2 separate regions of the Homo sapiens genome follow, and region 1 is linked to region 2. The links are chromatin contacts, found by Hi-C or POLR2A ChIA-PET in ENCODE. All regions are on one chromosome and are shown on one strand. The core of a region is the stretch at or near the end of the contact, and the rest is flanking DNA. Distances in the headings are between cores, read along the strand shown. Region 1 has its middle 51 kb from the start of CCR3. Region 2 has its middle 19 kb from the start of CCR2.

What was found. A loop is a pair of places that touch in the nucleus more often than their neighbours do. ChIA-PET counts read pairs that join two places held with the same protein, here RNA polymerase II (POLR2A). Pooled maps may share reads with other maps.
Region 1: a loop to region 2 is called in a pooled map, with 2.6 times the contacts of the local background. The contact joins two enhancer-like sites. A Hi-C loop is called at or near these places in 2 of 168 maps with a recorded cell type or tissue (B cell and naive thymus-derived CD4-positive, alpha-beta T cell), 14 of 37 single-sample maps with no recorded cell type and 15 of 50 pooled maps. POLR2A ChIA-PET finds 5 or more read pairs at or near these places in 10 of 52 experiments (CD4-positive, alpha-beta T cell, CD8-positive, alpha-beta memory T cell, MCF 10A and 6 more).

The regions. Positions count from the first base shown.
Region 1 is chr3:46,292,092-46,294,791 of GRCh38, forward strand. No RefSeq gene overlaps it. Among named protein-coding and RNA genes, the nearest start is that of CCR3, 51 kb to the left of the region's middle. Within about 2 kb of position 1,405, at least 2 of the 41 ENCODE cell types and tissues checked have a DNase peak (open chromatin) inside an H3K27ac peak, as active enhancers do.
Region 2 is chr3:46,333,883-46,336,741 of GRCh38, forward strand. No RefSeq gene overlaps it. Among named protein-coding and RNA genes, the nearest start is that of CCR2, 19 kb to the right of the region's middle. Within about 2 kb of position 1,394, at least 2 of the 41 ENCODE cell types and tissues checked have a DNase peak (open chromatin) inside an H3K27ac peak, as active enhancers do.

The DNA of each region.
Region 1 (2,700 bases), core at 155-2,654, 42 kb before region 2:
GTAGATGAATTCTACATACAACTCTGTGGTGACACACTGGGAACCTCAAGGAAATGAGCGATCTCCCAGAAAAATGTAAATTATCAAAACCCAAAAATAAGTAGAATATATAAATAGGCCAATTAACACAGAAAAATTAGAAAGGTAAACTAATATCTACTTTTTAAAAGGGTACCAGAACCAAATATTTTCACAGCTAAGTTCTACTTACCCTTTAAAGAAGAGATAATATTATCATATTTAAATTATTCCACCTCACGGAAAAAGATGGAAAACTTCCCATTCAACTTTATGAAGCCAGACTATTTTAAAGATAGAATGAAAAAAGGCAACTGTTTATCAATCTCATGTAAGTCCACAAGTAATAGTCAAAACATTGGTGAATGAAATTCAGCAATATATCAAAATATATATACTATGGTCAAGTGATGTTACCCAAATATAGAAACGTGGTTCAGCTTAGGAAGTCTACTCTCTCGATGCATTCAATCAACAAACTGTAGAATAAAACCCCAAATGATCATATTAATAGATACTGAAAAATTATTTTATAAAATCCAGCAATTATTCCCAATAAAAATTCTAAATAGAATTTTTTGTGATAAATTCTGTTATTTAAAATCATCAAAAAAACACCCCAAATGGTAAAATATTAAAACTAAGCCAATTAAGTTCAGAAATCATACATAGATTCCTGCTATCACCATTGAAATTTAATGTTGTCTTAGAGAGTCTAACAAATGCAATAAGAACAAGAAGGAAAAATATTGGTAAAACTTTGCATGCCCATATACCTAGAAAAACCAAGTCTATCTGGAAAAAAAAAACCTTCTGGACCATACGAGAATTAATAGTGTTTCCCTATTTCAGCAATAATTGACTCAGAAATCCAGAAGCTGTGTAAAAAGGTAAACATATTTGAGTATATAAATTGTTCAACTTTTTGTAGAACAAAATAGGTCACAGCAAAGCCAGTTCAAAAATATTTTTGCAAAAGAAAAATTTGCAACTAAGATGATGAATAAAGTATTGATATCTACAATATCCAGAGTTCTTACAAAGTTGGAAGAAAAAGACAGATAACCCAGTAGAGACATGTTGAAAGTCACACCTTGATGAGATCAGGAACTAGATTTCATACCACAGATAGCAGGTTTCCCTCAAAAAGGTTACTTCTAGCAAAGCAAATTGTGCTAGATTAAACAATCAGATTGCAACACTGCTTTCAGCACACTTTAAAAAATAATAATATGAAGGAGGAAAGCATATGCACTTTCTTTCAAACCCCTCTACCCCCTACAACAACATGCCATAAAATTTTAGTTTTATACATTGTCAGGCTATCTTTGTTGTGGAGGGAAAAGAAACTCTGGCATCCTTAAATCTCTGGCCCAGTAGGGGGCCCTGAAATCCTGCCTAGCTGTGGAAGGCCCTCTCCCCTCATCTTGGATGTCCTCAGCTTTCTTTAGACTCACACTCTGCATTGTGGCCCAAAAGGACAGATCACCTGGATTTTGTACACAGATTTAGATGGTGTCTGTACTTTTTCTGCCAGGCCCCACCCAGTGGATTAAGCTGTTACGAGATGGAACCAGAAACCTGGGTCAGGACACACCATCGGCCCCTGTGTAGGATTCTTCATGTGACAGCTACTCCTTCAGATGCAATTTGGCCATCCAGCCATTTGCCCTGCCCCTGGCCCAGGGTAGTCCCTACTTCCTCCGGTCACCTATTGATTCATATGTGTCAGTTATGACACCTTAGACGTTGCTCAGTGACCTTGGGTGAGGCGAGCAGCAATGGAATAATAAGCACCCACCTGTTTCTGAGCTGCGTCTTGGTCCCACCCATGTTCACAGCCTCCATGACCTTGAGGCTGTGTGGCTCTTCTGCAGAAAGCACGGCACACAGGATCCCCAGTTGAGGCAGTGTGCAAACAACAGAGAAAGGATTAGTGAGATGTGGATGGGGCAGGCATCCACGTCTTCTCTATTCCAGAAAGAAGGCTGATATCACAGAGCAAGGGGGAGTCCCAGGGAACTGGCAAAGCAACTGTGACACATCCCAGGAGTGAGTGGGCTTGGGGGCTTGCTGGGGCAGGGAGTTGTAGACTCTCAAAAAGCAGAGGGGGAGATGAATCATGTAGATAACTCAAAACCTGCAAGAAGGAAATTACTTTAAGTACTTAAACTCAAAGGTTGTTAGTTTCAATCCTTCTACAGAAGCCAAGACAAAAAGGTGAAAGAACAGGTGAGGAGAAGGGGATTTCAACACAGGAATTGAAACTGAGACATCCTGGGGCTGCGAGAGGGGCAGAGGTTTTCTTCTCTTTAATTGTCCATGATCCTAGCTCCAATTCCTGAAACTGAAGAATCAGGTTAGTTTTTGTGATTTTCTGATAGCTTCCATGGTGCCCACCAAACACTTAGAACCAGCGTCCATGGACACAGTATTGAATTAAGCATTATGGCATGCACAGAGGATGTGAAACAATTGGAAGGCAATGAACAGCAGTGCCATGGTTTGATGTAGGGCTTCCTTATTCACAGTGAAGTTCATGGACTAACAGCATCCATACCCTCTGGGAGCTTTTCAGAAAGGCTGAATCTCAAGCCCCACCCCAGAGCTACTGATCAGAATCTGCATTTTTAGCAAGACTCCCAGATGATTTGTAGGCAGGTTAAAGTTTTAGAAATGCTT
Region 2 (2,859 bases), core at 144-2,643:
AAATACAAAAAATTAGCCAGGCATGTTGGTGGGCACCTGTAGCCCCAGCTACTTGGGAGGCTGAGGCAGGAGAATGGCATGAACCCAGGAGGTGGAGCTTGGAGCTTTCAGTGACCTGAGATTGCACCACTGCACTACAGCCTGGGCAACAGAGCAAGACTCCATCTAAAAAAAGAAGAAGAAGGAGAGCTCTTAACCTGCTCAGTAATGCAAAATCGGCAAGGCAATCAGGTGTATGTTTATAAAAAGATAAGAAAAAGGCATTAGAAGCCAAAACCACGTGGCCAAGCAGGCAGTGGGCAGGAGAAAATGCTCAGAGGCAGAAAAGCTCACAGCGACAAAGCCAACAAGGTCTGCCCAGGACGGCAGCATCCCTCTGGCAAAGGAGCAAGGGAGCAGCACAGACACAGGCAAAGCCTAAACAAGTACAATGTGGCCACCTCCCAGGACCTGCACCACTGCCCTCTGGCTCTGTGGGCAGCCCATTGCAAAATTTCATGTGTTACATCTCAGGCTATGATTCTCTGCTAAGATGTAAGTAAAATGTAAGAATTTGAAAAGCATCTTTTCTAATAATGGCCACTATTGTCATCTCTCTCCTATCCCTGATGTAGCTTTCCAAATTCAATTTAAGTAAAACAGTAACCTTTGAAGGGAAAGAGATTACAGAGGGCCCATGAATTAGTTGAAGAGTAATTAAAAGCTAGGCATGTAAAACCACACATTACGCTTTAAAGAAGAAATTTAAACCTAATTAAATGATATTTGTTAAATTAGAAGGTAAAAATGTTGTGCCCTGTTGGGAACAGGCCCCCAAATCTGGCCATAAACTGGCCCCAAAACAGGCCATAAACAAAATCTCTGCAGCACCATGACATGTTTGTGATGGCCATGATGCCCACCTTGAAGGTTGTTGGTTTACTGGAATGAGGGCAAGGAACACCTGGCCCACCCAGGGCAGAAAATTCCTTAAAGGCATTCCCAAACCACTAATGATAGCATGAGCAATCTGTGCCTTAAGGACATGTTCCTGCTGCAGACAGCTAGCCAGAGCCCATCCCTTTGTTTTGGCCCATCCCTTTGTTTCCCATAAGGAATGCTTTCAGTTAATCTATGATCTATAGAAACGATGCTTATCACTGGCTTGCTGTCAATAAATATGGGAGTAAAACTCTGTTCAGGGCTTTCAGCTCAGAAAGCCATAAGCCCCCTGATTTCCCACTTCCCACCCTTTATTTCTGTGTGTGTGTCTTGAATTCCTCTAGCGCCTCTGGGTTATGGTCTCCACAACCACGCTGGTCTTGGCAGTGCCCTTCTCAGAAAGTGAAAAAGAGTTGTATGTAAGTGTAGTGAAAACATAAGCATGAATCACTGTCTTAACCCACTGATTAGATAGTCTTTGATTTGTACTTGCTAAAAGAGTCCTAAATTGAGTTCCTCAGCTAGTGAGTCACTGTTTTCAAGACTGTTTGCCAGATTGAAGTCCATAAACTTGGTCAGCCCGAAAACTCAATTACAAGATCTAAGCTATTCTGCCTGTGGCTTTAAGCACATGGTTAAAGTATATTATTTAAGTCTCTCCTTCTAGATATGCTTTCAGATTTTCTTTTTAAACTTCTTGTTACTTATTTCAGCTTTCCATATTGATAATTAATGCAGTCAATTGCTCAGTTATGACTGTGATATCATCAGGATTCCTTTAAGTAAAAGGCAATTCAAAGCGGTATTGCACTCCCCCATACCTAATGCTTTAACACTGTTTACTGATGGGTCTGGTAAACATGGAAAAGCTGCAGTCTAGTAGAGACCACATAATTCAATCACTCGATCTGAGTTCACTAGCACTCAGAGAGCTAAGGTTACTCTGTTTATTTATTAAAGAATTTTTACAACCTTAAGCTCACTCTGGACTTTCCAGCCTTATGTGGCAAATGTAGCCATCAATTTATGGGGTCAAGACTTACTTACAGCATGGGATATGAGGCTTACAAATGAGACTTTGATAACCCAGGATTTTAAATGTTGAAGAACACGGGATATCAGAGTGAAAAAGGTTTAGGGAAAATTCTGACAAGGGAAAATTCTAACCTGATATCAATAACTGGAAAGACAGGTTAAACCCTGCAAGGGGATACATTGACATTTTTTCTTCCTCACTTGCTCTTTTCTGCTGTCTGAATATGGGCATGAGGGCAAGAGTCATTTTAGACCACCAAGTGACCTTGAGGATAGAAGCCTTATACTAGAGGTGGTGGGAAAGAAAAAACAGAAGGACTCATAAAGAAAAAAATAATAAACCTCAGTATTAAGATGGAAAAATTCCCCCAATTGGTCTATAGGTTGAACTTCATCTCTATTAAATTTCAGCTATGTTTTTGCAGAATTTGATATGCTGATCATAAAATTTATATGAAAATGCAAGAGACACAGAATAGTCAAAACTTTGAAAAGAAGAAAGTTGGAGGACTTACACTTGTTGATTTTAAGGCTTTTTACAAAGCTATAATAATCAAGACAATGTGTTACTGACATAATGATAGACATATTGATCAATATAGACAATGGATGAATGGAGTAGAATTGACAGTCTAGAAATAAAACCTTATATATATGGTCAATTTATTTCTTTATGTATTCTGTCATCCAGAATACATAAAGAACACCTTCAACTCAATAACAACAATACCAACAAGGGTGCCAAGACCAATCAATGGAGGAAATAATAGTCTTTTCAAGAAATTTTGCTGAGACAACTAAGTATTTATATGCAAAATAATGAGTTTGAATGGCTACCATATACAAAAATTAACTCAAATGGACTATATTAGGTCAGTGCAACAGTAATTGCAGTTTACCACC